Regions from separate parts of the Mus musculus genome. Here all the other regions are linked to region 2. The links are chromatin loops, found by intact Hi-C in ENCODE. Cell type or tissue: heart. All regions are shown on one strand. Links, peaks and the distances in the headings refer to the core of each region. The heading gives the core; the rest is flanking DNA. Region 1 holds the start of Zfp68 (zinc finger protein 68). Region 2 holds the start of Lamtor4 (late endosomal/lysosomal adaptor, MAPK and MTOR activator 4). Region 3 holds the start of Mblac1 (metallo-beta-lactamase domain containing 1).

What was found. Hi-C counts contacts between places; a loop is a spot of excess contacts. Peaks named below come from ENCODE experiments on the same cell type or tissue, not always from the same donor. Only the 100,000 strongest peaks of a DNase experiment are listed, where the experiment ranks them.
Region 1: it touches region 2 in a loop (2.4-fold over the local background); 2 of 42 quality-filtered maps call a loop at or near these places.
Region 3: it touches region 2 in a loop (2.4-fold over the local background); 23 of 42 quality-filtered maps call a loop at or near these places.

What each region holds. Positions count from the first base shown.
Region 1 is chr5:138,614,841-138,624,985 of GRCm38, forward strand. It overlaps Zfp68 (zinc finger protein 68), which reads right to left and starts at 4,903. Exons shown (of 6, transcript NM_013844.2): 1 at 4,769-4,903; 2 at 2,215-2,327; 3 at 1,630-1,725. The coding sequence starts at 1,650. A430033K04Rik (RIKEN cDNA A430033K04 gene) reads left to right here and starts at 8,019. Exons shown (of 4, transcript NM_183025.2): 1 at 8,019-8,148. The coding sequence starts at 8,110. In heart, for the core only: a CTCF peak has its summit at 5,025 (motif pointing right); a DNase peak (open chromatin) is centred at 4,951; H3K4me3 peaks cover 1,729 bases; H3K27ac peaks cover 1,475 bases.
Region 2 is chr5:138,250,310-138,260,454 of GRCm38, forward strand. It overlaps Lamtor4 (late endosomal/lysosomal adaptor, MAPK and MTOR activator 4), which reads left to right and starts at 5,173. Exons shown (of 4, transcript NM_001081108.2): 1 at 5,173-5,494; 2 at 5,944-6,024; 3 at 8,346-8,463; 4 at 8,731-9,086. The coding sequence starts at 5,492. The coding sequence ends at 8,828. Nxpe5 (neurexophilin and PC-esterase domain family, member 5) reads left to right here. Exons shown (of 6, transcript NM_001013773.3): 6 at 803-1,566. The coding sequence ends at 1,335. It overlaps Map11 (microtubule associated protein 11), which reads right to left. Exons shown (of 11, transcript NM_153161.3): 11 at 9,349-10,085. The coding sequence ends at 9,932. In heart, for the core only: no CTCF peak of the experiment used is centred there; a DNase peak (open chromatin) is centred at 5,362; H3K4me3 peaks cover 1,717 bases; H3K27ac peaks cover 1,702 bases.
Region 3 is chr5:138,190,892-138,201,036 of GRCm38, forward strand. It overlaps Cnpy4 (canopy FGF signaling regulator 4), which reads left to right. Exons shown (of 6, transcript NM_178612.4): 4 at 947-1,069; 5 at 1,670-1,787; 6 at 1,874-3,003. The coding sequence ends at 2,010. It overlaps Mblac1 (metallo-beta-lactamase domain containing 1), which reads left to right and starts at 3,423. Exons shown (of 1, transcript NM_177878.3): 1 at 3,423-4,730. The coding sequence starts at 3,507. The coding sequence ends at 4,289. In heart, for the core only: a CTCF peak has its summit at 3,718; a DNase peak (open chromatin) is centred at 3,560; H3K4me3 peaks cover 1,774 bases; H3K27ac peaks cover 1,686 bases.

The DNA.
Region 1 (10,145 bases), core at 3,736-6,235, 360 kb after region 2:
ACAAACATTACAAATAAGAATGGCACTTCAGCCCTACTAAGCGGTGTGACATAATATAAGTGCTGCATAGCATGCCCTGTGCTTACCATAGGGACTTAAAACAAAAATGACAGCAGTATATCTCAGGTAGTGGCCATTACATTTAGCAAAAGTATCCACAGTTATGACTAGACAGTGTAAGCGTGCCAGTGTATAGTGGGTAACGAGGAACAAGGAGCCAGTAGACATCTGAGGACATGCAGGACTAAAACCTAGCTATGTTCCTATCTTTTATGCTTTAAAATAAATTAAAAGCTGCCACCTCTAGTTCGGGGCGGGGGTGGGGTGGGGAGTTCATAGCAGTGAGCTAAGATGTGTGAAGTTCCAAGTTTGACACAATTCTTTAAGTCCTACAATGAAAAAGACATCAAGTAAAAAAGAAAGTTAAAATTGATTGAAAATGGGAACTTCTTGGGTCAGGCTGAGGAACAGAAGTTGTCTAGAGGTGACCGAAGAGCGAGAAGATCATGGCAACAAAAGACAGACTTTATTCTGAACAGAGGAGAAGAATCCTGGGAAAAGAGGAGACTTGAAGTTGAAAATGCAGTGAGATAGACAGACAGGGCAGTGAGATAGACAGACAGGGCAGTGAGGTAGACAGACAGGGCAGTGAGATACACAGACAGGGCAGTGAGATACACAGGCAGGGCAGTGAGACAGACAGAGAGGTGAGAGAGATAGGCAGGGCAGTGAGATAGACAGACAGGGCAGTGAAACAGACAGACAGGGCAGTGAGAGAGATAGACAGGGCAGTGAGAAGCCAAGATGGCCAGTGGCCTCAGCTCAAGCAACACAGAGTGGAAGGAGGCCAAAGGCCAAAAGTACACCAACAAGTAGGCCATGTAGCCTTGGGAAAAAGAGGCTGACAGTGGCCACCTACACAAGAGGGGACCCAGTGCAATCCATCATGGGTAGGGGAGGGTCTCATAAGGCTCCACCATTCCTTACGAAGTATGAGCAGAATGTAAGTGTTTAATATTCCTTAGTATTGCCTCTGATTAAAGTATCCTTGCAGTCAATAATCCCCCAGCCACACTCACGCTAGCAACCCTACTGAAATGCAGTGGGCCATTAAAAATATATAAAATATAAATTAAAAATAATTCAAAAACAAACAAACAAGAAAGAGAAGGTCTTGTTGGGAAGGAATATTCGGTGAGAAGGGACAATGACAAAAGGACAATAGGGTATTAATCAAAGTATACTATGCATACGTATGAAATCGTAAAACAATTTTTTAAAGTTGTATCATTTGTACTAAATGTTAAAGTCATGATACTTTAAAAACTTTTTTTTTTTAATCATTTGGAACAGAACAGAATGTACCCTGTGCCCATTGATGGCCCAACCTGCTGCCCTACGGTCAGTAGGGAACTAACGGCACAAAGAGTTCCAACAGGAGTTGAAGTCCTCTTGCAGGAATGAGACAGGCCACCTGGGTCCCAATTACCAGCCCATCACCCACCCCACAGAGAGAGGGGACCTGGGGCCCAGTGACTCAGTACAGGCTTCTGACCTGTAGACTCCAGAGCCACAAATGATCCCCACCAATTATAGACCCTGGTTCAAAACACTGACCCACACACTCACCATTTCTGGCTTCCAGGACATGGAGCGTCCTCCCTATGGAACTCCCCGCACCAGCACGTCACAGGGTAACAGAGTCTACAGCACAGCCACCTAGACCTCCAGAGTAGAGGAGACTGAGCCTAGGGACGCATCCCAAGATGGCGAGCTTCAGAGTAAAAGGCCCTAGCGAGACTGGGAAAACTTGCCCCCTACTGTTCATCTGCCTGATTCCTCAACCCAGTGCCTTCCATTGTACAGGAGGGGCTGCCTTTGGGGCCCTAAGTAACAGCAGAGTCACCAACCCGTAAATTAATAAAGCCAGCCTAACAGGTACTGTGAGTTGAACACCAATCCTACGTATACATGTCTACATTTTTTCCATGTGACTCATCTTTCAGTTAGAGGAAACCACTACCTATAAAGTACCTACTGCTTTGCCAATATTAACAAAGAGTCATTAAAGTTTGGAATCCTGTCTATCGTAGGGGGTGATAATTATCTACACTAGGTAACAAGCCCCTTCAAAATTTTTTAAATACAATATGATTGGGCTGGTCAGTAATTTAGGCTAGGATCAGGTGGGCTCTTTTTGGTATGTGCACTTACCTGATGGTTGAAGAGGCAGATGAGCTTCAGAGGGTCACCTGACTGTCAACTGCAGCATCTTGATTCTCCTCCTCCCGTGGCCTACTGTGGTCCTCCATTCAGACAGCAGGGATCTGAAAGACGGGTGAATGCTCTCCAGGACCTCTGCAGTGCGGGCGGGCGCCAGACCTGCACTTTCCCATTGACAGCCTCACAAGCAATGCGTCAAGCAGCCAGAATCGAAGGTTTAGGAAACAGAGCTCCTTTCAATGGGACTGTCCTGGTTATGGACAGAGAACTCCTGGCAAGTTGCTGACATTCAAAGCTCACTCTCACTCAGCCTCTGCTTGTAGATGAGGTTTCTGTACCTGTTCCAAGTCAAGGGACTCCCAACAGGTATTAGGCAGCTGGCCTAACTAATTAGACTCTGGGTGATATGAATAAAGGGGACAATAAGAGTAGGAGAAGGGCCTATTGGGGGTGCCTAAGGGGAGCAGGGGTAACTTGATTAAGACACTCTGTATCCATGTATGAAACTGTTAGAGAATCAATAAAAAATACCGCTGTTTGTATTGTGGTAAAGGTGTGTAACCTTTAATGGCTAAGCCAGCTCTCCAGTCCTTAAAAATGAAAAATAAAAAAAAAAAATTAAAAAAAAAAAACTTGGATCCAGGACTTGAACCAAATGCAACCTGACAACCAAAACCAATGGTCACCACTAAACAACAAGTCTCCTCCGGTCATTGATCTGGTCCTTCTCAGTCCTCCATAAAGGACACTTGTTCTAATAGCAGAACCCAAGAAATCAAGGAGCAACAGTCTGTTTCTGACTTCTCATCTCAGGAGAAATCTGCAAACATGGCTAATGCTCCCACAGGCACACCAATTATTATTTTCTTCACTTTTAGTACTTATAGGTCACTTATGATTTCTGTAGATAAATACAAATCACGGTGCATGGAACACCTTACTGTGAAAGTGACCCGAAGACATGATTCTACAAAGCATTTTGTCTTGTTGGAATGTGGAGAAAGATACAGCTAAGTATCCTGAATTTGTTCTTTCCCTTTCACTAAGCAAAGCTGTTCTCAAACACTTGACATTGATCCTGCAATATAACTAATACTTGTAGCACATTGAAAATGTTTCTAGAACCCTGAACTCCCATTCCTAACCCCCAGAAAGACTTAAAATCTCCAAAATTCAAGTTGCAATGAGTCAATGAAATATGAATCGCTATACTGGCCCACTTAGAAATGAATACTCTTTAATGTTCTTCAGGTGTATGCAATGTGAGGGCAGGGCCAAACCCGTGACTTTTTAAACCATCATCTTTTGTTGACTTCTCTGTAAGTCAGTCTTAGGTAATATAAAAATCTTAGGGCTCGAGAACTGGCTCAGTATTTAAGAATACTTGATTCTTAATAAAGCCAGCCTTCCAGAGGACCCAAGTTCAGTTCCCAGATGCCTCACAACTTGTTACAGCAGCTGCAGTGGGTCCAGTGCCCTCTTCTGGCCTCCAAGGTACTGCATGCTAATGGCAAACAATCACACAAATAAACATATTTACATATAAGTAAAATAATCTACTACTTACTAAGTTGTGGTGTTTTGGTCTTTACCTATGTTTTCTAAATAATATCATTTGCTCAACTTGGCAATGAGTTGGTTCTTGATTGAACTGAATTCCAGACATGGCCTACTGTGCATAAAGATGCCCCAAGGATGAGCCCATAAACAACTTAAAATACAATCGAACTTTTGAGGACATTTGTAAACATGACCAGCATTAAAACAAAACTAAACTGTTATGCTCAGATACTTTGGTATGCAAATAGTTAACAAGTATTCCATTTTGTTGCTATATGGTAATATGCATGCTGAAACACATTAACAGAGCATTCATGTAAAACTCAATGACTTTTCCCACAATGTTCAGGAGTCAAATGATTTGTTTTCCTTTCTGTTTTCGTGATGTGTTCACAAACAGAAAAAAAAAAATTTAAAGTTCTTGAGAGTGTACTTTTCTCTAGTACTCTAGAAATTGAAAAAAAAAACTACATTATACAATACTGCATATTTGAAATGTACAATGAATAACAGTTAACATAATGGAAACTGGAAGTTGGTATTTGAGAAAATAGGCAAAAAGGTAAATATAGGGGCAGGGAACGCTTATAAAGAATATGGAGGGGCGGGGCTGGCATTCAGGATTCTGGATTTGAGACTGGATGCCCAACCCTCTATAAAAATTAGAGGAAACCAGCAGGCTCATAAGAAGGAAGGAGAAACTAAGTATCCGGTGGGCCACACTCACTCTCGTAGAAAAAGCCTCACAGACGGAATGGAAAAGAACCCAACACAACACAACCTGCGGGAACCAAGCAGCCTTCTCAGAGTAGCCCAGAGCCCGCTGAAGTCACCGCATCCGGAGGGACAGGACGCCCGGGCTCGAGCAGTCCCACAGCCCCGGGGATCCAGCGCGAGCGCCCGCGAGGCCTGACTGCAGACCCCGTTCCGCAACAGCGCGCCCAGCTCCCGCGCCATCACCTCCGGACACCACCCGCACACTCACCAAGTCCACTTCTGCGAGACGCTGGTGTCCTCCCACCATCGTCCAGCACCCACAGCGTCACTACGCCAACAAAGCTGCGCAGGAGGCTCCTGGGCAGGAACACCGAGCCCAAGATGGCGGCTCCCAGACAAAGGACCGGTGACAGCCAAAGCCCGCCCCCCGCCCTCCCTCTGTGTGTCTGATTGGACACTTCTCAACTCAGTGCCTCCGATTGGACAGGGCTCCGGGTCCAGCCCCTTGAGTGACAGTAGATGGCGCCAACGCACAGCTGTAGGAGCTCAGAATGACAGGTTCTTGGCTGCAGCTAATTTTAAGACAGAGGGTTTCTTGTGAAACTCAGCATATTCCTTATATTCCTATACCTAAAATCACATAAACGTGTGGCGTGATTTTACACACACACAAAGCTTGCTATGTACAGTGTCTGCCTCCATAATTTATAGCGAATAAGCTAGGTCACATGGTTTGCTCAAAAGAATGAGGATCTGGGTTCTATTTCAGGCTTACCTAGAGCCTTTTTTCTGGTACAGCTGTGACGGTCTGGACTTTCCAAAATGTACTAGAAAAGGATTCAAGGCAAAAATTATATACTGTCTTAAGTGTGTGACCTTTTGTGATGAAAATAATTAAGTTTTTTTTTTCCTTTGAGTGATACTGGTGTATATGGGGTTTTTCTTTTAAATTCTTTTAAATATATTTACATCATTTCTTTCTTTCCTTTCCTCTCTCCAACTCTTACCATGTCTTCTTCCTCCAAACCCTTTCATATCCCCTCCCTCTCTCCATCTCAAATTCATGGTCTTTTCTATATTAACCTGATGAGTTATTTTTACCATTTCCTCTATGTTTATAATTTCGGGGCCGGTCACTTGATTTTGAACAACAAAGGTGCACACCATGACCAAGACAATTCTTATAAAAGAAAGCATTTAACTGGGAGGGGGGATAGGAGGGGCTGCTGACAGTTTCAGAGGTTAGTCTGTTATTATTGTTATCACAGTTGTGGGGAGCATGGTGAAGTACCTGGTGCTGAAGTGGTAGCTGAGAGCTACATCCTGATCCACACGTGGAAAGGAGGAGAAAGAGCCTGGACTTGGTATCTCTTCACAGAAATAAAACAGACTTCTGTTTGAATGACTTAGCAAACTCACAAAGCTCCTTTGTAGTGTAGCATACTTCCTCGAGGACTATACTTTCTACCTCCCCTCTAGGGGCCTGCTTTGCCTTGAGTCTGCTTATAGGTCTAGAGGCAACTATTGGTGAGCCTTGAGTATTGTCATGACATCAGTATTGTCTTGCCTGGTATTTTCTTTAGAGAAAATCACTGCTGGTTTACCGAACAATGAAGGGCGTGTTATCCAACCTTATGTGACTGTAATACAAATTACATAAGCAAACGGTCATGTGCTATTTCAAGTGTTTTAAAAGCAGACTCGGGCAGCAAGAAGGCCCTCCTCCCTGTTCTCCTCCCCAAACTCCCTGTCCTGAGTCAGGCTGACTTGCCAGCTCTGTAACAAGGAGAGCAAAAAAGACAAAACAAAGCAAAACAAAACACAAGCATGCTAGACTATTGAGCACAGTGCATCAATAGCAACCGCTAAAAGATAAACCACTTTCAACAAACATTACTATTGTTCATACTGTGGTAAAAATCCCTGCATTAGGAAGGAGAAGCCAGGAAAAGATTCATGGTGGAAAAGATTATAATCAGGAACCCCAGGTGACTGCCTTGATGGCCCCTGATCAACTCCTGCTGCATGACTGTAAACACTACCAATTTCTCATTTTGTCACTTTGGTGCCTCTGTGTGTGTGTGTGTGTGTGTGTGTGTGTGTGTGTGTACATATATGTGTTTGTGTAAGTGTATGCAGACATGTACATGAAGGTGCCCCGAAGGCCAGAAGAGAGCATACGATCCCTTGGAACTGAAGTTACAGATGGTTTTGAGTCACCTGATATGAGTGCTGGATTTGAACTCTGGTCCTCAGGACAGAACTTTAAACGTTCTTAAGCCATTTCTCCAGCCTGTTAGCTCTCTTAGTCAGGTTCCTCCAGCTGTCCTTACTGAGTATTGTAAACTCTGCTGGTTCTGTCAATCAACGACATGCAATTTATCCTTTTACTTTTTTTCCTTGCTATATACTCAGTAAACACATTTATTCAAAACCCCAGATCATTCCCTGGACTACAGAGAAAAGCAGGTTACGAGGACTTGATACTGCTTACAAGTCACTTGACTAACAAAAGGTGCCGAATAGACACTGATCTCCATCTCCTCTTATTAGATGTTGCTGAGCTTACAAAAATATGTATAGAGCAGTCCCTTCTACTTCCTGAGACCAGGAAAGTCATAGCTCTCAAAAGGATTTTGTAGCTGTTCTGAGTGGAGGCAAGCTAGAATCTAAATACGTTTGAAGATCTTGTCCCAATAGCACATAAAAGTCATCAAGTTTTCACTGGTCAGATTATAAAGATATTTTAGGTGCAATGGGTCATTGCAATCAACATCACGTGTATTCATTTATTTCAAGTCAGGGTTTAGATATGCGTCCCAAGGTGCCATAAAACTCATCCTGTAGCCAAGCTGAACTTGAGATTGCGATTTCCCTGACTCTGTCTTTCAAGTGCTAAGGAGTACATACAGGCACGCGCCACCAAGGTTGACTTTGCCTGCAATTTTTAATCTGAATATAAGAAAACTTTTACAAGTCTCTTTCCATTTTGAAGGCAAAGCTAATGAGAGCAGATTTCAGAAATTTTGAGATGATTTTGAAAACGGACATCTTCCCATTTGTTTATTCGACTAAACACATGTACACATACTTAACTCATAATCACATATGACTTTATGTATAGAATTAAAAGCAAATGTGAGCTGTGGTCCAGAGAGGACTTTAGCAGGCTAAAAGCAACGCGTATGGACCTGAAGGCATAAGGTTTTAACAGAGGCTGAAGTCTTTGTGCATATACGCGACAGGACTCGTGGCTACCCCATAGCTGGAGAAGACCGAGGGTCAGGCCTCCTATAGAAGTCCAAACTTGGAGACGTGACAGGAGCCAGAGTCCCCAACAGCTGCAGCTAAGAACCTGTTAACCTGAGCTCCTTCAGCTGTGAGCTGGAGCCAACTACTGTCTTTCAGAGGACAGAGAACCTGAAGCTCTGTCCAATCAGAGGCCCTAGCCTCAAGACGTGCCCAATCAGACACACAAACGGAGGGTAGGGGCGGGCTTTGGCTGTCAACCAGCCTTTGTCTGGGACCCTCCATATTGGAATCACTGTATGCTGCTAGGGAAGCTGTTGCTCAGCTTCGGTGGCGCGGTGACGCTGTAAGTGCTGGGCGATGGTGAGAAGACGCCAGCGGCTCCCAGAAGTGGACATGGTGAGTGTACGTGTGGCGCCCGGAGGTGACAGTGCGGGAAGCGCTGTGGCAGAGCAGGGTCTGCGGTGAGGCCTCCTGGGCAGCTGATCTGGATCCCCTGGGCTGCGGGGTTGCTGGAGCCTGGGCGTCCTGTCCTTCTACCTGAGGGTTCTGGCGCCTTTTCTGAGCAGCTCTGCTCTGGCTGCCTGTTTGCTCCGGATCATGCGTGGCGAGGACTTGGTGGATCATCAGGGGAGAGTCTCTGAATGTGACGGTCATTCACTAAAGGAACTATGTTTTCTAGAATCCCCAGTCCCTTCGTTCTCTCCGTGGCCCACCTAGCCCGAACTTCACAAATGAATGGGAAACAGGGTCGCAAACCCAGAACCTAAGCCAGCTCCACTGCAGTCTACTACCTGTTCTTCCACATCCTCGCCCACACTCCCAACACGAAAATTTCCCCTTTCACCCATTTTGTATGGTCCTGGGCTTACTACAGGTACTCTGCAGAGCAGCTGCACTTTTGAAAGCCTCCCATTTATTCCAAATGATATATTTTCCTTATGGTAATCTCAAACCAATATTTTTTTCAAAAAAAAAAAGTTTTGTTTTCCTCCAGGTACGAGAAAAATTGATTTTTAAGTGTGTTTGTGTGTGTCTGTGTGTGTCTGTGTGTGTCTGAGTGCACCAAATGAGGGCAGTGCCAGAAAATGGCGTGTGATTGATTCCCCTGAAGTGAAGTTACAGCAGGCTGTGAGTTTCCCCATGTGGATGCTGGGAACCAAGCCCCGGGTCCCCTGGAAGAGCAGCAATTGCTCTTAACTGCTGAGCTGTCTCTCTAGTCCTGAGGATGTTTGTGTGTGAAGAGAGTAAAGTAGAGAAGAAACCCCTGAGTCCTTGTTTTAAAAAGACTGTGTCTTCTGTCCTACCCCCCCCCCCCCACTCTAGGCTAGGACAATTTATGAGAATACCTTTGTCTACTTCCCCCATAGGAACTGTGAGATGTCCTCATCCCCACCTCCATGTCTTTTCCAGGTAGTAGGTTTCTGAAGTGCCTGAACCGAAATGCTTATAATCGTCCCGTCTCGGGTCTCTTGGAGTATTTAGCAATACTGAGTAGACCTGAAATGTGGGGTGAACTGTGGAAGAGTGTGATGGAAGTGCCAAGGCCCTATAAGGCTGCCAAGAGGTCCAGTGCTGCTCGTTGTGTGTGTGTGTGTTTTCTACTACATAGTAATTAATTTCTAATTAACTAGTAATTCTATTTTTATCTGTTATACTGATATGTCTGTGTTGCTCTTAACAATACCATCCTTTGATCCATGTACATCCATCGATAGATGACTTTTGTAGCATTGGAACCCTTGGATATTTTATCACAGTATTTGAATTACAAACTGCATGCTAGTGTCGTGTAATGATAGCTGATCTTACTGATCTTATTCTAGGGCACTGGGTCCTCTCCTCATCTAAGAGGATTTTTGAGGTGTGGGGGTGCAGTCTCTCAGGGGAGCACCCAGATGCCCTGCTGCCAGAAGGAAAGTCCTGGTATACTGTCATCTAAAAGAAACTCTGTTGTTCCATTGTTTTGATAATATTTATTCTGTGCTGAAGCTACAGGAGGTCTGTTGTTTGGAATAACCAGTCCCTGGTGGGATTCAAGTGGCTACTGGGGGAGCATTCAAAGCCTTTTCAGGGTTCACACTGGTCTGTGACCTTTCATTTCTTCATTAATGCTGGGAGTTGAGCACCAACCAAGTGCTTTTGTGCCTGCCTAACACTTAGGGCTGGCTTACAGTTTCACAGGTCCATTATCATCATGGTGGAAAGCATGGAAGCATGCAGGCGGACTTGGTGCTAAAGGAGCTGAAAGTACTACATCTTAATCCATAGGTAGCAGAAAGGGACTACTTCCAACTGGGCAGAGTTTGCGCATAGGAGACCTCAAAGCCCGCCCCCAATAAAGCCTTACCTCCTCCAATAAGGCCAGCCGTCCTAATAGTGCCACTCCCTATGGC
Region 2 (10,145 bases), core at 3,848-6,347:
GCAGGCATAGTGCAGGTAAAGCTGAGGGTTCTACATCTTCATCTGATAGGAGAAGACTGGCTTCCAGGCAGCTAGGACTAAGATCTTGAAGTCCATACCCACAGTGACACACTTAGGTCCACCTACTCAACTAGGCCACACCCACTCTGACATAGCCACACCTCTAAACAGTGCTACTTCCTGAGCCAAGCATATTCAAACCACCACAACAAAGTGGCTGAAAGATTAGGAATTCAAGGCCAGCCATTCTCAGCTACAAAGAAGGTTAAAATCTAGCATGAGCTACATAGGACTCTCTCAAATAGTTATGTGTGATACACATTCATATATGTGTGTGTTTGTATACATGTGTGTACATGTGTGTGTGTGTCTATGTGCATACTGGGTGTAGAATTACATACCTTCAATCCCAACACTTGGAAACAGAGGCAAGCAGATCTGTGGCTTCAAGGCCAGCCTTACCTACATAGTGAAGCTCAGGCCAGCCAAGGCAATATAGTAAGATTTGTTGCCAGAAAATAAATAAATAAATAAATAAATAAATAAATAAATGTTTATGTATAAGAGAAGACAACAACCCCATGTTAATTCACTGAGTGTGTGTGTGCATGCACGCACAGTCACAAACTATAGTGTATGAGAAGTTCAGAGGACAATGTGCATGAGCAAATTCTCTCCTTCTACCTTATGGATCTCAGGAGATCTGATTCAAGTTATAAATGATGGTAGCAAGAGCCCTTCCTGCCTGAGCCATCTTGCTTGGTTCCCTAAGTTAAAACCTTCCTTCTCCTCCTCCCAACAGCCCTGAAGCCAGTTGATCTACATGTCACTTATCAGGTAGGTCCTCTGATGGCTGTGGAGACAACTCGGGGGACAGTGTTGCACTGGAGGGCCCACAGCTGGCCCCTGCGTTCTCTCCGCACCCCAGTGGCCTCCCTGCACTCTGTGGCCAGAGAACTACACGGCCTGGCTGGGGGACCCTACACAGTGGTGGTGCTGGGCATCGGGGCCCACTTTACCACTTTCCCTCCCTCCATCTTTGCCCGAAGACTGGTAGGGATTCGGGCAGCTGTGAAGGCCCTGTTGGACCACGAACCCAGTACTCTGGTCATCATCAAACTGGCCAATACTGGCTACAAATCCGTGTATGGCAGTGACTGGCTCACACTGCAGGTGAATCGCTTGCTCCGAGCTGCCTTTGTTGGTCTCCGAGTGGCCTTTGTGGATGCATGGGAAATGACCTCCACCTTGAATGTGCCAGACAACATCCACCCAAGGAAGCTTATTGTCCGCAATGAAGTGGAATTATTTCTGTCCTTCATCTGTTCCACCTGAGTGTTCCTGAGGGATCTGAGGCTGCATGGATGGAGAGCCTGGGTGTGGCCACCGAAAAAATGGACTCCGAATGACAGAAAGCTGAAGCTACCCCTGGCTCACCCACTATGACACTTGGTTCCATATTTTATACTTCTCTCTATGCACCACATGGACAATCTAGTTTTATATTAGGAGACCATGTTTTGCATATATGTACACAATCCCTTTCTGAATATAAGATCTTAGGGCATCCTGTTCTATCACTGTCACCTTTGTTCTTTGAGAAAGGGTCTCTGGACTCTAGAGCTAGGCTGGCAGCCAGAAAGTTTCAAACATCTTTTTCTTTGTGTCCACAGCTCTGGAGTTACAGGCACAAAGTTCATATCAGATCTTTAAATGTGTTGCTGGGAACTCAAACTCAAACCCTCGTGTTTACACCCTTACCTACTGAACTATCTCCCAAACCCCTCTTTTTAATTTTTTTTTTAAAAGACAGCTTTTAGCTGGATGGTGGAGCCACATACCTGCAATCCCAGCACTAGGGAGGCAGAGGCAGGAGTATCTCTGAAAGTTTCTGCCTGGTCCACAGAGTGAGTTCCAAGACAGCCAGGGCTACAGAGAGAAATGCTGCCTTGAAAAACCAGCATACTAGGCTTGCTGATGTGAGGCCCCTAACACATATACAGCAGAGGACGGCCAGGTCTGGGTTGTCAGAGAAGATTCACCTAACCCTCAAGAGACTGGAGGCCCCAGGGAGTGGAGTGGTTTGGTGAGGTGGTGGTTGGGGAGGTGGGGACATCCTTGTGGAGACAGGGGGTGAGGAGGAGGTATGGGATGGGGAACAGTCACAGGGTAGACCAGGAGTGGTATAAAATCTGGAGTGTTTAAAAAAAAAAAAAACCATTCTGAGTTCGAGGTCAGCCTGGTCTACAAAGTGAGTTCCAGGACAGTCAGGGCTACACAGAGATACCCTGTCTCAAAAAAAGAACAACAACAACAACAACAACAACAACAACAACAACAAAAGGAATAGAGAACATCTTAGGTCAAGAGAGACAAACAGCCGGGCGGTGGTGGCGCACGCCTTTAATCCCAGCACTTGGGAGGCAGAGGCAGGCGGATCTCTGGTTCGAGGCCAGCCTGGTCTACAAAGTGAGTTCCAGGACAGCCAAAGCTATACAGAGAAACCCTGTTTGAAAAAACAAAACAAAACAAAAAAAGAGGGACAAACAGCATCCCTCCCCCAGCCTGGGGAACTGCTAGTATCTATTACTCTAACTACCTCTCACCAAGCTAAATGCTTAGGTTCAACATAAGTAAACTACTGGGGCTAGAGAGAAGGCTTTAGTAGGTTTGATTCCCAGCAATATTGTGATGGCTCACAACCATCTGTAACTCCAATTCCAGAGAATCTAATCCCTTCGTCCAACCTCTTTAAGCCTTGCATACAGGTGGAGCACATGAATACAAACAAAATGTGCATGCACATACGGTCAAGTTAATATATCCATTTTTTTCCCAAATTACCAATGTCCAAGCTTGCCTGCAGGCATGGAGGCTGAAGAGATGGCTTGGTGCTGTGAGTGTTTGCTGCTCTTGCAGAGCACCCCAGTTAGATGAGTAGCTTAAAACTCCCTGTAACTCTTGTTCCCATGGAAACAATGACCTCTTCTGGCCATCATGGGCACCTGCACGCAGATGGCATATACTCACACAGATACTCAAAGCTACACAAAATAAAAATAAAAATAAAAATAAAGCAGGGCATGGTGGCACAGGCCTTTAATCCCAGCACTATGGAGGCAGAGTCGTGTGGATCTCTGAGTTCAAGGCCAGCCTGGTATTAAAATATTAAAGTCCAGCAATCAAAAGCCTCCCTTTGGTCACCTTAATTATCATGTCTAATCAAAACAAAGCAACTCATTCTATCACAGGTTTCTTATTTTACTTTTATAAACTGCCATTTGCCTAAGGACCATGCCTGTCTCCACTTTATCCAGAGGTAGTCACTTTGTCTGGAGCAAATATTTCTTTCCCCTCTCCCTTGTCTTCTATCCACACTCTTTGTCCCTCTGGAGCAAATAAATCTCTCCTTTGTGTTGGGAACTTGGTCCTGGTGTGTCCTGTGCAAATTCCAGTCTTTTCAAACAGAACATCAAAAGCAAAAATCTTGTACCTGTCAGTGAATGGTGGAGCACACCTTCAATCATAGAACTTCAGAGGCAGAGGCCAGAGGAGCTCTTTGGGTTCTAGGCTAGCTTAGTCTACATTAGTGATATTCTGTCTCAAGAATGACCAATCAACCAACCAACCAACCAACCAACCAACCAACCAACCAACCAATTAAGCCAACAAGCAAATTGCCCTTGACAACAGCTGCCAGGTAAACCATTTCCAACAGAGATCCCCAGGGCTCACGCATGGTAAAAAAGTTCCTGCAATGTTATAGAGAAGCTGAATGCTCAGTCATGGTGTGAAAACGTAATCCAGAACTCCAGCTAGCAACCTCAGCCTCTCCAGGTTGGTTTTGGATGGATGTCTGTAAGCTCCCAATTTCATGATTTCTGTTCTTTTACTTAGAAGCCTTCCCTGAAGAAACTCTCTGCTCTGCCCAGAACTCTGTCTGTTCGTAGTTGTCTTAAAGGGACTTCCTCAGGTAGTTTTGGCTGGATACTTGGATACTTGAGTACCTGATTTGATGGAAATTGATGTGCTTCTCTCTCTCTCTCTCTCTCTCTCTCTCTCACTCACTTTATAAAGTCACTCGTTCAAAATAAAAATTGTGGCTACTGTAGACCATTCTCTGGATTGTACAAAGCAGCTGTTGATATTTGTATACCCACTTCAGAGCAATGGTGCCAAGCACCTTTGCCCGCTGAGCCACTTTGCCAGCCCTACTTCAATTTTTTGGTCATGATGATTGAATCTGGGGCCTATGCATGCTAGGCAAGTTTTGAAACGATAGCTACAGCCTTGCCTCATTTTCTCTAATTAGCTGCTGCTTCTACAAGATGATTTGGGGTGGACGACTTTCTTTGTTTAGTGCTGTGGGTACAGACCCACACCCAGTATGCATAAGGCCCTGACTTTGCTTCTTGGCACTGAAAATAAATGGGGTGGGGGATATAATTCACTAATTTAGTGTACAACTTAGTAACTTCGGCACATTCACAAAGATATGCAGACTTCAATATGAATTCCAAAAAGCTTAAATCACATGCCCTGCCATACCCTCATTAATAAGCACTTCCTATTTTTTCTTGCCCCACTACCAACTAGTAATTGCTTTCAGTTTTTCTGTATTTGCAAGAAGTGTATGTGTTTTAATCAGGATCTTGGTAGGTAGCTCAGGCCTCAGTCTGGCACTGAACTCCCTATTCAGCCCAATCCTCGGCCTCTCAGGCTTTAAACTAGGATTACAAGCATTCGGCAATAGTCACAGCTAAGCGTCTTACATAGATGGGACCACATAATATATAGCCTTATGAACCTGCCCTTTCACAACCCGTCCTTTTGGTTGGGTCTGAGCCTCTGAAGGCTGAGTGGTCTCTGAAGCCATCTCCCTGGCCTGCTTTCTCTTGTTTTGGAGATTCTCAAGCTGCATTTGGTGTCAGGACATTATCATCTTGTATTGATCTTACACTACTGTGTGTACACAGCAAATTTGATTTACTCATTCATAGCCATATTTGGGCCGATCCACTCTTAACACATATACTCAAGGCAGAAAGTTAACACGTGAACAGCTTTTCACGTGTAAACCAAACCATCGTCTTTCACATTGGTACATTAGTTTCTCTTTTCAGGTTGAACAGTGACACCTAAGACTCCTCTTACATCACCGGACTGTTCTACTTTCTTCTTGGAAGCCACCGGCAGATGCATATTCCTATTGCAAAGGATAGAAGCAGTGCACGTTCGTGTGGCGACACTGCCCCGCGACTCTCCGGACAACTCTCGCAGGCAAATCCTGAGGGGCGGGGAAATGCAACCAATCCACGAATGTGTTCGGAAAGCGGGGCTCCGCAGTGGTTGATAAAGTATAATGACATACCCGCCATCCAATCCTCAAGCGAAGGGCTGGGCTACAGTCAGCTGGTGAAACCACCTGACCCGAGCCTGGAGCCGGAAACTACCTATCCGGCAGACTGCTTACACTGCACCTACGGCTGCGATGGTGAGTGTGGACGCATGCGCGGGTGTGCACGCCTGCGGTTCCGCGTCCCTGTTTTCCGAGCTTCTGTTGCCACCTTATGGCTTGCATTTCACTGTCACCTCCAGTCCACCCTGGGACCGAAAGGGAACAGAGATGGGAGGGAAGCGACAGGGAGGGCTGGAGAAGGAAGGCTCCGCTACCGGGTGTTCTGCAGCGGGGGAGTAGTCTAGATGGCACAAGGGGCGGGGCATAAGGGGACTGGAGTGGGAAGGGACATGAGGAGGGGTTGAGGGGCTAGGAAGGCCTCCTGGGTCACCTACATGACAAGTGGAAGAGCTCAGAGGTCCAATAGTGACCGTGGATGGAGACTCAGTGTTACAAGCCATTATGAGGGCCTTGGAAGGCTCATATCCAGGAGGGAGATGGGTTTGCAAGGCTGTCATGATTCTCCTTGTCTCTTTACCCTCTAGACTTCCGCACTGACCCAAGGGCTGGAGCGAATCCCAGACCAGCTTGGCTACCTGGTGCTGAGCGAAGGTGCAGTGCTGGCGGTGCGTTGTGGGAAAGCAAAGCGTGGGGTGGAGGGTGTGTGTGTGTGTGTGTGTGGGGGGGTCCTTTGGGGACACACAGCCCAGAAATCCCTTCAAATATTTCCAAGTTGTCTCTTTTTGTCTTCTCTGTGGTTCCTTGCTTGCCATATAGTAAGCTTTATGTAGTATTTGGATATGTGGTATAAAAGCTAATTACCAAAAGGTTGGGGAGGTAGCTTAGTACGGAGAATGAGTTGCCTAGCATGCACAGAGCCTTCTCTTCAATCCCAATACTGCATAAAACCAAACAGAGTGTAGTCCCAGCACTTGGAAGGTGGAAACAGTGGGTTAGATGTTCAGGCTTATCTTTGGCTACATATCAAATTCAATCACAACCTGGACTACATGTAACTCAGCCTCAAAAAACAACAAACAAACCATTACCCAAGTTATACAATTAGTTAGTTAGTTGTAGTTTGTTTTTATTTGTTAAATTCTTGTAGGGACGCACGTATGGGTGCCACAGGGGGTGAAAGTTCGAGGACACTTTGGAGTGAATTCTCCTGCCATGTGGGTCTTGAGGATTGAACTCAGGTCATCAGGCATTGAGGCAAGCACTTTTATGCTCTGATCCATTTTTGCCTGCCTCTAGAATTTTGGGGGGTGAGGTGGGGTGGGGTGGGGGCAAGACTTCTCTAGAGGCAGGAATTGAGCTACGCTGCAAGGGCAGAAAATTGTGAAAGAGAAAAGAACCCTCAGGGTTGGGAGCCGGGCATGCTTGCCTGAGTGTGCCAGTGCCCGAGTTGGCCGTGGTTTTGTGTTGAAACCATTTGAAGAGGAAGGATGCTGTGGTAAGACTGATACTGAACTTCCTGCGGCTAGCTTCAACATCTTTCGACAAATCTTGAGGGTTAAAGGGTTTTAAAACAACTGTGACTCACAGAAATGGTGTAGCACAAGTGTCCCAGGAGAGCCATATAAGCAGGAAACTGGACTGGTAGCAGTGAGGAGCAAGGACAGAAGACATTTTAGCTTATGTTTTTAGTGCCTGCACGGGTGTGTGCCCATGCATGTGCTGAAGCCATTGTAGGGCATTAGAGACCCACTCTCACCACTCTCTCTGCCTTATTCCTTAAGGCAGGGTCTCTGAACCCGTACCTAGACTGGCGGCCTTGAGCAAGCCTCAGCAGTCCACATGGCTGTACACCCACAGTGCTGGGATTCCAGGTGTGAGTGTGGTCATTCCTGACGGATTTGAACTCAAGTCCTCTTGCTTGTACAGCAAAAACTCTTATCCACTGAGCCACCCCCACAGCCCAGAGATAATTACTAGGTAAAGTACTTCTACATGTACTCTACCTTTCTGAAGTACTTATCCAGTAGGACTCTGAACAGGGGAAACCAGAAAAATACTATGGTACCTGAACAAATAAGACATCAAGAAAGGAAGCTGACCAAGGAGGTAGCTAAGGAGAATTTTGATGGCCTGACTGTAGACACCGAGTGAGATGGAATGCTATCGGTTGTAGTACATTTATTATGTAGGCACTGTTATGTTTTCATTGTTTTCTCATGAGACTTTCACAAGCGCAGAATATAGGCCCAGTATACAGCTGGAGATACCGAGAGCAAAAGGAACTAAATCTAGTTAAGGACCCATTTAGAAGCGGTGGGAAGAGGATGTTGAAACAGTCTGTTCTACTGTCCAGAGGACGTCTGGACTACTGTCTTGTTATTTGCCCAAGGGTTAGCCAGAGGGAAAACTTTAAAGACAAAGTGGGTGTTTCTGCTTCATAGCCTACAGACAGGACAAGTGGGAAGACTGAGTAACAGGTAGAACCTTCAAAGACTGAGCAGTTAGCTCAGTGATATAACATCTGCCTAAAATCCTTCGTGAGGGGCTGTGGGCGTGGCTCAGTAGTAAAACACTTGCCCAGGAGTCTCCCACTGAGGCGCTGGGGGTGTGGCTCAGTGGTAGAGCCCCTGCCTAGAATCCCCCAGTGAGGGGCTGGGGTGTGGCTCAGTGGTAGAGCCCCTGCCTAGAATCTCCCACATGAGGGACTGGGGACCTGATCACTTGGTGATCATACTCTAGGTTTTGACCCCTCACATGGCTATCAAATGAAGCCTGGCATTTCAGAATGAGAAACAAGATGGCACAAGGAAAGACAGCACCATCATAAAGGGGTTGTAGGTGGTATTTTTCTGAAGCTGGGTAATTTGGGACTACGGGCAAGTATAAAGGGAGATCATAAGTATAGGAGGCAGAGGTCCTGTGCCTTGAATTTGTTCCTAACTCTGATGTCTGTCTTTTGCTCCTACCCTCCTTCATCCACACACAGTCATCTGGGGACCTTGAGAACGATGAGCAAGCAGCCAGTGCCATCTCGGAGTTGGTCAGCACAGCCTGTGGCTTCCAGTTGCACCATGGCACGAACATCCCTTTCAAACGCCTGTCTGGTGAGCTCCTGCCTTTGGTGGGGGGGTTTCTTTTAGCGGCCTCACTGCTCAGGGAAGGAATTCCTGGCTCCATTCCACCAACTCCCACTTCCTCCTGTAGTCCCTGGTTCAACTACTGCTTTCATACTAGGTCCCTCTAGGATGAGTACAGAGCAATAAGGACAAGGGGTTGCTTTGTCCTATGCCAATTCTTTTTTTTTTTTTTTTTTTTGTGACCCTCCTTGGTGACCACTGTACCCACTAACTCCTGCTCCCTTCCCTCTGCAGTGGTCTTTGGTGAACACACGCTGCTGGTGACTGTGTCAGGACAGAGGGTGTTTGTAGTGAAGAGGCAGAACCGAGGTCGTGAACCTATTGATGTCTGAGCTATAAAAGGCACGGGCTGGAGAAGAAGCCTGCCTCTGGGGCCTGTCCCCGGGGTGTGGGGGTGGGGAAGCATACCACCTTCTGCTGTCCTTGCTGGAGTTGGGCTTGTGCTCACTACCTCCTTCCTGACCCCCCACCTGAGCGAGGCACCAGGCTTAAGAGACTTCTACGCTAAGGGACTAGGGGAACTATGACTAGGGGGACCCCTTTTCTTCCCTTCTGCCTAATAAACACTAGTCCAACCTGTCTAGGGCTCAGGATGTGTGCACAGAATGGTTTGTCTGGGTGGGGGTGAGGTTACACCTTGTGCCTATCATCGACTTTCTAGGGAGACAGCTATACCTCAGTCAGTGGGCCAGGATCACCACCAGGCATCATAAAACTGACAACTGGAGACAGGTGCGATGGTGCACATCTGTAAGTAAAACTAGGAACCAGAGAAGCATACATACATAGGAAGGCAGCTGTTTGCAAACTGAAGACCATCTCCCTCGTGGTCAACACACAGACAAACTCATACTCCCTCCCAAACAGCTTTTAATAGTTTTACTTCAGCTGGAAGATGTAGTCAGAGAATAAGTTACAGGAACAGACAAAAACAGAAAACAAAAACAGAACTTAAAGTGCTTCAGGCTGCCAACGTAAACATGAGGGGCAGAAAGAGGCCATCCAACCCCTGAGACAGGAGAGTCATTGTCCTGGGTCCCTTTACCACTACCACCCTCTAATCTCAGCCCTGCGGGTGAGTGCAAAGGAACAGCAGCGGCAGTGGCAGGGAGGCTTGAACACGAGTGAGAGAGGATACTCTGTAAACTGGACGAAGGACAGGACAAGGGAGCTCCCGCAGCCCTTGCCCTGCTGGGGTGGGGCCAGCCCTCCCCTCGCGCACCCCCCCCCCCCCGAACTTATGGAATACTGTTGTCTGAGCTGCAGCCACACTGTGATTTCACAGCTTCTGCCCTCATCCCTCACCAGCAGACACAGACAGGCAGCCCTGCAAGGCCTCTCTGCCCACAGTGGGAGGTACAGCCTAGGAACAAGGGACCCTCTGGGGCTTAGGGTTTCTGGCGTGTCCTGTCCGGGGTTGAGCTAGCAAACGGTGCTACTTGACGGGCTCCACCACCAGGACTTTACACTCACGCTTGGCAATCTTATCAAGAGAAAGCACAGCCTTGTCGGGGGGCAGGTAGAGGGGACGGCCGACGGGAGAGGCCACAGGGGGTGTGATGGCCCTGCGTTCCATCACACTGCCTGACCTGGAAGAAGACAGAGGCTGTGGGCTGGCTCTGTGAGAGTATAGCATCCCACTAAGTGGC
Region 3 (10,145 bases), core at 2,624-5,123, 61 kb before region 2:
CCCTGGCCATCCTGGAGGCCCCTCTGTAGACCAGACTGGCCTTAAACTCAGAGATCCTGCTAACCTCTGTCTCCCCTCCGAAGTGTTGGGATTAAAGGTGTGCACCACAATAAACAGCTCCCTTTTTTTCTTTTTTCTCCCCCAGTAATTACTTCATGTGTGAGTGTGTCACAGTGCACTACTGAAGTCAGAGGATAGCTTGTGGCAGTTGGTTCTCTTTTTCCTCAGTGTGGGTCCTGGAGATTGAATTCAGGTCACTAGGCTTGGTGGCAATCACCTCTCCCCACTGAGATATCTTGCTACTCCCACCTTGGTTTTTTTAGACAGGGTCTCACTGGCTTACTGACTTACCAAGCGGCCTAGGCCGGCTAGTCAGAGAACCCCAGGATCTGTTTTGATTCTTGTTCCCCGGCATTGCAATTGTAAATTCAAGCCACCATGCCTGGTTTTTGTTTTTTTTAATTTTTTAAATTATTTGCTTTTATTTTATGTGTATTGATGTTTTGCCTGCATGTATATCTGTGTTGAGGGTATTAGGTTCTGGAGTGACAGGGAGCTGTGAGCTGCCGTGTGGATGCTGGGAATTGAACCCAGGTCCTCTGGAAGATCAGCCAGTGCTCTCAATTACCGAGCCATCTCTCCAGCACCTGTCCTGTTGCTGTTTTGTTTTTTAAATGTGGATCTGGGGATTTAACTAAGGTCCTCAAGCATTTTACCAACTAAGCTACTGGGTCCCCCAGTCCACGACCTTGTTTCTCAGAAACAGAGACCTACATTATCCAAGATCCTCAATATCTGTCAGTCTCCCCCTAAGTCTGGAGTGTCCCCTTATTATGGCTAGACTCTTTCATAGAACACACCACAGAGTCTCCAGTAGTTGATAAAGCTGATACAGGAAGAGATGAGGTGGTAGACTTGGACGTATACCAATTTTTCTGTCCCTCAGGGTCAAAGTCAGACTATGGCAACACTGAAAGGCCTGGTCCAGAAGGGAGTGAAAGTGGATCTGGGAATCCCTTTGGAGCTGTGGGACGAGCCCAGTGTGGAGGTCACATTCCTCAAGAAGCAGGTAGGATGAGACAGCACTTGGTTGGTCCAGGAAGGTGGGAGCACTAAATCCCAGGACTCAGTGTCGGGGATGACTACCTCTGAGCAGGGAGAAGACAGAGAGTGAAGAACTGTACCAGTTATGAAAGTAGTAATATTGTGCTGCTCATGATATCTACCAATGCATACTAATGTGCCTGCCTACTGTCTCCTGGGTTTTGGGCCATACCCTTTCTAGCTACTGCCTCTTTTCATTCTCATGTCACAGGTGCGAATACCGGTTCCCACGTCCCAGGTGAGGCTCTGAGAGGTGTTGAGGGTTTGAGACAGGATTATCCCACGTAGCCCAGGCTGGGTCTGTAATTCTAGCTTGAGGATAGGGCCTTTCTTGCCGCTACCTTCTAACTGGGATTATAGGCATCTGGCACCTCTCGGAGTCAATATACTAGATATTAGATAGTAACCGATACTGGTAAATGTTGAATAAAGACAATCTCGCGTCTTGAAAGCCAAGTGTAACCTTTTGGTTGCCTGCCCCTCAAAAGACACTCAATGGAGTAGGGGGATAGGGAGTGAAAGGTAGAGGCCTTCCAACGCCCCTCCTCCTGCTCTTCTTTCCCAGTGTGAGACGATGCTGGAGGAGTTTGAAGATGTTGTAGGGGACTGGTACTTCCACCATCAGGAGCAGCCCCTCCAGCATTTTCTCTGTGAGCGGCATGTGCTTCCAGCCTCTGAAACTGGTAAGTGTAAAGGACAGACTCCTCCCCTAGCTTCCCAGCTGTTCCCGGCATTAACCCTGAGGTTGTTTTCTTCTCATTCCACCCAGCTTGTCTACGGGAAGCTTGGACTGGAAAGGAGAAGATCAGTGATGGGCAGGAGGAGGCAGATGACGAAGAGGAGGAAGAAGAAGAAGAGATAACCAAGACTTCAGGCAATCCCAAGCATGACCCAGAAGATCTTTGACCCTTACTTTTGAACCCCAAGGATGGGTCGTGGAGAGTTTTCTAAACTCTTGTGCTCTCCCGTCCTTCCCCGCCCCTAGGCTTCTAATGTCTTCTTGGTATGATCTCGGCTATGATCCTGGGGACCCAGAATGGCAACAGGAAAGGAGAAGGGTAGGGGGGAAGAAGCAGAAGCAAGTTTTGCCTTCAGGGTTGAACCACATGCAGCCACTTAATTGAACAAGTATGTGGTGACAGTTTTGAAACTTTTCTCTACGTTTTACTGGTCTTCACCTGCACCGATTGGTCAATAGTGGTGTGAGCTGTGGGAAAGTCACTTTGCTTTTTAAAGGGTCTATTTTAAACCCTTTCAAGAGGCCAGAGAAGAGCGAGCAGCGCAATTGGTAGAGTGCCTGCCTAGTATGGACAGTGATGGGAGTTGAACCCTGATGTGGTGGCATACCGCTGTAATCTCAGCACTCAAAGAAGCGTTGGCAGGAATATCAGAATACCATCCAGCTACTTGGCAGTTCGGGACCAACCAGAGCTGAACCCTGTCTTAAAGTAAGAAGCCAAAAAGAGACCCTCAAGAACCAATATACACTGCAAACATGAGGCCGTATACCATCAATCTGTGAATAAGAACAGGATGCTGGAAGAGAGTGAAGCAATACTCGGGTTAGATGGGGTAGACATGTGGGCTATATTTCCTATTTCACAGGTGCCATATTTTCTATATTGCTATTAAACCTTTTATATATATATCAGCTGAGTCCCATTTCAAACATGCACACATTATCGATGAGGGAGCACCCAGACAGTGGGGCCATTGGCCTGCTATCTATTAGTTGCTAATGGTGTTCTTATAATTATCCACCCCAAGGATACTGGTTGGGGTTGGGAAAACAACTGTACCACTAGGACTTGGAAAAGAGGATCAAGAGCTCAGTCTTCCTCAGCTATGTAGCGAGCTCAAGACCATCTTGGTCTCCTTGAGCCCCTGTATCAGGAAAATAAAAAACAAAACAAGAACTCAGAAGTTAAGTGTAATACATAATATGAACTATACAGGATTAGGATTACGCCGTGGTTCAGGCGCGGTAGTTTGTACGGAAGCCCATAAAAGGCAAAAAATCTCGCGTTTTCTCACCTTTTGAGTTTTCCCAGCGTTAAAAAACAAAAGAAAACAAAAACCCTTAAGGACAGCGATAGTTTAGTTTCAAAGTAGACAACAGCTAGAATAAAGAAGTAAAAGATATCTTTCAGATGTGGATGCGTGAGAACCTACCGACTATAAGCCTAAGGGGGGACTGACCAAAAGAATCTAGGAAGTCTTGAGGTCGCATGGAAAGGCCAGTTGGGCGATACCATCTTCAGCAGGGGTGGTAGTGGAGGGCGATACCACTTTAAGATCTGGTGGGTAGCAAACGAGTTGCACCTTGGAAAGAGTGGCGGGGCTTGCGGTAGGATTTTGGAGGGACTGGGCAGACGTCCGTGGCGGGGTAAATCTCCCTTGTCATGAACGGTCCAGTGCGCACCGAGCCCCTGCATGGTGAGATCCCTTTGCTGGCGTCCAGCGGCTCCTACTCCGTGGTGGTTCTGCTGCGCGGCTACGCGGAGCCGCAGGGAGCGGGCGACGCGGTGCGTGCTGATGGCACTGTGACTCTCGTCCTGCCTCGGGGCTGGGCCTCGGACTCCAGCCGCGGTTTGGCCCCATCCGCAGACGGCGGCTCTAAGACTGCCCTGGAGGAGGCGGTGCGTGGCCCCATCCTCGTGGACACCGGGGGACCCTGGGCGCGGGGTGCGCTGCTGGAAGCCCTGGCTACACAGGGCGTGGCCCCCGAAGATGTGACTCTGGTGGTGGGCACCCACGGACACTCGGATCATATTGGGAACCTGGGGCTGTTTCCCGAGGCAGCTTTGTTAGTCTCCCATGACTTCTGCCTTCCCGAGGGTCTCTATCTGCCCCATGGGCTGTGTGAAACGCAGCCCTTGATACTGGGCTCGGGACTGCAGGTGTGGGCCACGCCGGGCCACGGAGGACAGCGGGACGTGAGCGTCGTAGTGGAGGGCACCAGCCTGGGCACCGTGGTGGTGGCTGGCGATGTGTTCGAGCGACTTGGTGACGAGGACTCCTGGCAGGCCCTGAGCGAAGACCCAGTAGCTCAGCAGCGGAGCCGGGAGAGGATTCTGAGCGTAGCTGATGTGGTGGTGCCTGGTCACGGAGCCCCCTTTCGAGTGGTCAGGGAAACAGTGAAAAGTTCAGAGGATTTGATATGTGAAGGCAAGGCGGTTGCTTGACTGGACTCCAGTCAGGAAAGCCCCTTCCAGCGAGGAACCGGCGTCAGTTGGTCCGGGAGACCTAGAGGACACAGTCAAGACAAGCAATATTTGTCACGTGCAGCTTTCTAGGAGGCAGCTTCCAAACAGGACAGAATGATTGACATCAGTCCCCTTTAATCATTGCAACCTAAGCAGGACAAAGGACTGGCTTAGATCCACATCCTCCATGAGCCTCCGTAAAATATAGGAAAAAAAATAGTTAAAATATGTATTTGGGATGTGCGTGTGTGCCTGTGGAATTCTGAAGGCTACTTTGGAAGAGTCGGTTCTCTCCATCCTGTGGGTCCCCAGGATCGAGTTCAGGTTGTCGGACTTGACGCCAGGGACCCTTTACCTGCTGAGCCATCCTGATTTATATTCTTGTTAGGACCTTCAAAAATAAAAATCGACCGCAAGTCATACTGTCCTGATGTAAATGCAAAATGCTGATTGCAATAATCTTTGGGATTGTAACTGCTGCAGCAAAAGAGGAACAGTGTGGCCAATAGCTTGTTCCTCCTAGGATGCACACTGGTGAGACGGTGCCAGACACAGAGTAACCCCTTAGTAACCTGACTTCTTTTGTTTATTTTGTTTAGACAGTCTCACATACTCCAGTCTGGCTTCAAAGCTGAGGCTGGTCTTGAACTCCTGATTCTTGTTTTTTGTTTTTTTTTGTTTTTTGTTTTTTTTTTTTGAGACAGGATTTCTCTGTGTAGCCCTGGCTGTCCTGGAACTCACTCTGTAGACCAGGATGGCGTGCGCCACCACTGCCCAGCATGAACTCCTGATTCTTATGCTTCCACCTTCCAAATACTGGATTACAGACTAACAGGCATGTGCTGCCCCACCTGGCTTTCACCTGACTTTAGTTCATTCATTGATTCACTCAGCGGCATCTGAAATGTCTCAGGCACTGATGTAGGTCTTGTGATGCCACTACAGTGAGCGAATGACAAGTTCCCACCCCAACACACGAGTCACATTCCATTCAGGAGACAGACAAGACAACCATAATAGTAGTAGCAACCAAATAATTATAGGTTGTGGCATACAACACACGTGCGTAGGATGAGGAAAGAGAGCAGGAGAGAGCAGGGCACAGAGAAGCTGCTTGATGTTGAGAGATTACAGAAAGCCTCTGAAAGATGTTCATTCTTTCTTTTTTTTTTGTTTTTTTTTTTTTGTTTTTTCGAGACAGGGTTTCTCTGTGTAGCCCTGGCTGTCCTGTAGACCACTCTGTAGATCAGGCTGGCCTCGAATTCAGAAATCCCCCTGCCTCTGCCTCCCAAGTGCTGGGATTAAAGGCGTGCGCCACCACTGCTCGGCTGCTTCTTTATTTCTTACATCCATTTATTTTGCAGTGTGTGTGTGTACATGTGTGCACATCTGAGCTTTGGCTTGTCCATGGGTGTCAGGACAAGTTGCAAGAGTCTGTCCTCCCTTCAACCATTTGGGTCCTGAGGGTATAGTCAGGTCATCAGGCTTGGCAGTACCCTTATCTTCGGAGCCATCTCTCTGGGCCCTGTTTTTTTTTTTTTCTTCCATTTAACTCAGTACAGTGCTTGCCCAGCATGTACAAAGTACTAGTTTCAATTTCTAGCGTGGCCTAAAACTCAGCAAGTGGAATACACCTCCAGTACTTGGGAAGTAGAGGCAGGAGGATCAGAAGTTTAAGGTCATCTTCAGCTACAGAGCAGGTTTGAAGCCAGCCTGGGCTACTACATGAAACCTAGTCTCAAAAATAAATAAGGACGACCCATGGGATTGGATTGCAAAGGGCCAGGGAAAAGTGACAATAAGGGAGGGTTCATATCAGATGTCTTAGTCAGGGTTCCTATTCCTGCACAAACATCATGACCAAGAAGCAAGTTGGGGAGGAAAGGATTTATTCAGTTTACACTTCCACATTGCTGTTAATCACCAAAGGAAGTCAGGACTGGAACTCAAGCAGGCCAGGAAGCAGGAGCTGATGCAGAGGCCATGGAAGGATATTCCTTACTGGCTTGCTTCCCCTGGCTTGCTCAGCTTGCTCTTATAGAACTTAAGACTGCCACCCTAGGGATGGCACCACCCACAACGTGCCCTCCCCCCTTGATCACTAATTGAGGAAATGCCTTACAGTAGGATCTCATGGAGGCATTTCCTCACCTGAAGCTCCTTTCTCTGTGATAACTCCAACTTGTGTCAAGTTGACAGACAAAACCAACCAGTACATCAGACAAACCTGGGAACCATTGTTAGTAACACGGAAGTCACTGACTCAAAAACAGGCTATAACAAACCTGATCTCATTTGTTTGTTTTTTTTAATTCGGTATTTTCCTCATTTACATTTCCAATGCTATCCCAAAAGTCCCCCATACCCTCCTCCCCACTCCCCTACCCACCCACTCCCACTTTTTGGCCCTAGCGTTCCCCTGTACTGGGGCATATAAAGTTTGCAAGTCCTCTTTCCAGTGATGGCCGACTAGGCCATCTTTTGATACATATACAGCTAGAGTCAAGAGCTCCGGGGTACTGGTTATATTCATATTGTTGTTCCATCTATAGGGTTGCAGATCTCTTTAGCTCCTTGGGTACTTTCTCCAGCTCCTCCATTGGGGGCCCTGTGATCCATCCAATAGCTGACTGTGAGCATCCACTTCTGTGTTTGCTAGGCCCCGGTGTAGTCTGATCTCATTTGTAATCACTCTTTTCAGGGATCTGTGGTACACTCCTGTAATCCCAACACCAAGGAAGTAGAAGCAGGAGGATCAAGAGTTCAATGTCATCCCCCCAAACTGCATAGTGAGTCTGAGGCCAGCCTGAACTATGCGTTACCGTGTCTCAAATAAGTAAAACAACCACTTGACCTGGGTGGAGAAGGCCTTAGTGTGGGTGTGGGGCAAGACCAGGATTGGGTGGCTTAGAAGGAAGAGTTAGAGCTATGATTCTCAACACGGGGCCAACACCCCCTGGGTCACCTAAGACCATCAGAAATATCAGATATATACATTATGATGTATTACAGTAGCAAAATTACAGTTATAAGGTAGCAAGGAAAATAATTTTATGATTAGGGGCCGCCACACCATGAGGAACTGTGGTAAAAGGTCGTAGCATTGGGAAGGCTGAGAACCACTGCTTCAGAGTGTGAGACATTTGTGGCATGTGCTCTTATTCCAGAAGTCTTCAACGGTGGCTCGGACAGAGGAGAAGCCCATCTTGTTTTTCCCTTAGGTCAGTTCTCTGGTGAGAGCACTATTGTTACCTCTTTTTGTTTGTTTGTTTTTAAGGTGAGAAAACAAAACAAAGACCCAACAGGTTAAGTAATGCAGAAATGAACTAAATAGTAATTGAGAAACAGTAGTCACTGAAATAGGGAGTCAGTCAAATCCAAGGAAACTGGCTCCTGAGGGTTTCCCAGCACAGGACCTGCTGGGGCAGCTTCTGCATTAGATTGCATATTGATCTCCTATCAACCAATGGAAAAAGGACTCATTCTCTTTTTCTGAACTAGGAGCACCGGGTGTCTCATGCTCGTAATCCCAGCTCTCTGGAGGCTGAATGAGAATAATGTGTTCAAATCCAGCCTGTGCCCCACAGTGAGATTATTGTCTCCCCCAAAAGGTAGCAGGCGAGCTGAGGATGTAGCTTAGTTGGTGGAGCCCCCGCCTGGAATGCACAGACCCTTGAGTTGAGTTAGCACCCAGCATCACATAAAATGGCATGGTGGCAGGTGGATGCATCAGAAGAAGTTCAAGGTTATCTTTGCAAATTTTGGAGTTTGAGGCCTGACTAAGCAACACAAGACATTCATTTTGGAATTCATTCATTCATTCATTCATTCATTCATCTCAGACTACAGGGACAAAAGAGTTCTTCGTTACTTTTAGCTATTTTTAACTATTTGTCCTGTTCCCCGGAGGAAGCTGGCTGTCCTGAGGCTGTGGACACTTCTCAGCCTTTATTTTTCTTAGGCTCCATGCTACAGTGTTCTCCTTTTGCATGGTAAGGTCACAATCTCTGTCTGACCACCTGAAATGCATGCTTCTTCTTTCCATTCTTCCTTCCCTCCCTCCCTCCCTCCCTCCCTCCCTCCCTCCCTTCTTTTTTTTTTTTTTTCTTTTTTTCTTTTTTCTTTTTGGTTTTCCGAGACAGGGTTTCTCCGTATAGCCCTGGCTGTCCTGGAACTCACTCTGTAGACCAGGCTGGCCTCGAACTCAGAAATCCGCCTGCCTCTGCCTCCCGAGTGCTGGGATTAAAGGCGTGCACCACCACGCCCGGCTAGGTATTTCCATGTTTGAGTGCTGGAATTACAGTTGTATGCCACATTGCTTTGCTAATAATGTGATTCTGGGGGTCAGACCCAGGGATTTGTGCGTGCTAGATAAGTCAAAAACAACAGCAATAGCAAACAACAAAACCCCTAAAAACCTTCCAGTTTTCTTCCCCTGGGAAATGAGTCTCCCTCAGATAAGAATATGAGAGTGTCCATGTGCTGCACACATTACAAAGTGAGTTCAAGGACAGCCTGGGCCACTTTCTGCAGCTTTAACCCTATCATTTGCCAGAACAGAGACTGCCACTAGAGAGCAGACTTTCTCAACTTTGCTCCCTGCCGGTCCTGTTTTCCCATTCCTGTAAATCTCTCCTGCAGACTCCAAACCCAGAAGACATCCCCCCTCCTATATCTTCCACCACCTTAACCTACAATTAGCAAGAAGTTTTCTGGGGTAGGTTTGTTTGTCTTGAGACTCTCTGTGTAGCCCTAGCTGTCTTAGAACTTGCTTTGTACTTCAGGCTGGCCTAAAGGCACAGAAACAACCTAGTTCTGCCCCCAAGCACTAGGATTAAAGAGTGCATTATTAACACCACCCAGCTAGGTTTTTATTTTATTTTTATTTTATTTTATTTAATTTAAATATTCATTTATTTATTTATTTTGTTTTTTCAAGACAGGATTTCTCTCTGTAGCCCTGGCTGTCCTGGAACTCACTTTGTAGACCAGGCTGGCCTCGGACTCAGAAATCTGCCTGCCTCTGCCTCCCAAGTGCTGGGATTAAAGGCGTGCACCACCACGCCCGGCATTATTTTATTTTATTTTTTAAGATTTGTTTTTTATTATTTATTTGTTTATTTTCTATGGATTTACTACTTGTGTGCCTCTGTGTGTGTGTGTGTGTGTGTGTGTGTGTCATTGTGTGCACGAATGTGCTCATCAGTGCCCATGGGAACCAGAAGAGACTTAGAACTGCTGGATTGGGAATTACAGGTGGTGGTGAGCAGAAGGATGTGGGTTCCGGGAATAGAATGTGGGTCCTCTGCAAGAGGAGCAGGCATGCTCTTAACACCATACTGCATACTACTACCACTACTGACCTTGTAGCTCTGACTAGCCTGGAACTCTCCATGTAGACCAGGTTGCCTTTAAACTCACAGATTCACCTGCCTCTGTCTCTTGGGTTCTAGAGTTCAAGGAGTGGTGCACCATGCCGACCCTCCTATTTGTATTTTTATGTTTATATTTATATGTATGTGTGTTATCCCGGTCCCGCGGGATTCAGTTATTCGTGGGTGCGAGGGGGATCGAGAACCTGGAAGGAAATGGGAGTAAAAGAAAGAGAGTCGGAGGACCAAGTAGATTTAACCTATCAAGGTCTCGTTTATTAGGCTGAGGTGTCTTCTTTTTAAAGCATACATCTCGGGGAATATGGGAGGGGTCGAGGGAGAATTATACAAAGAACAAAGAAGTGGGCATCTGCTGACATGAGGGCTGAAGTCAGGCGCCAAGCAGCGGGCACTTTGCATCTTATCTCCAGAACCTTGATCCTCCTCAACAGCTTTGGGAGTC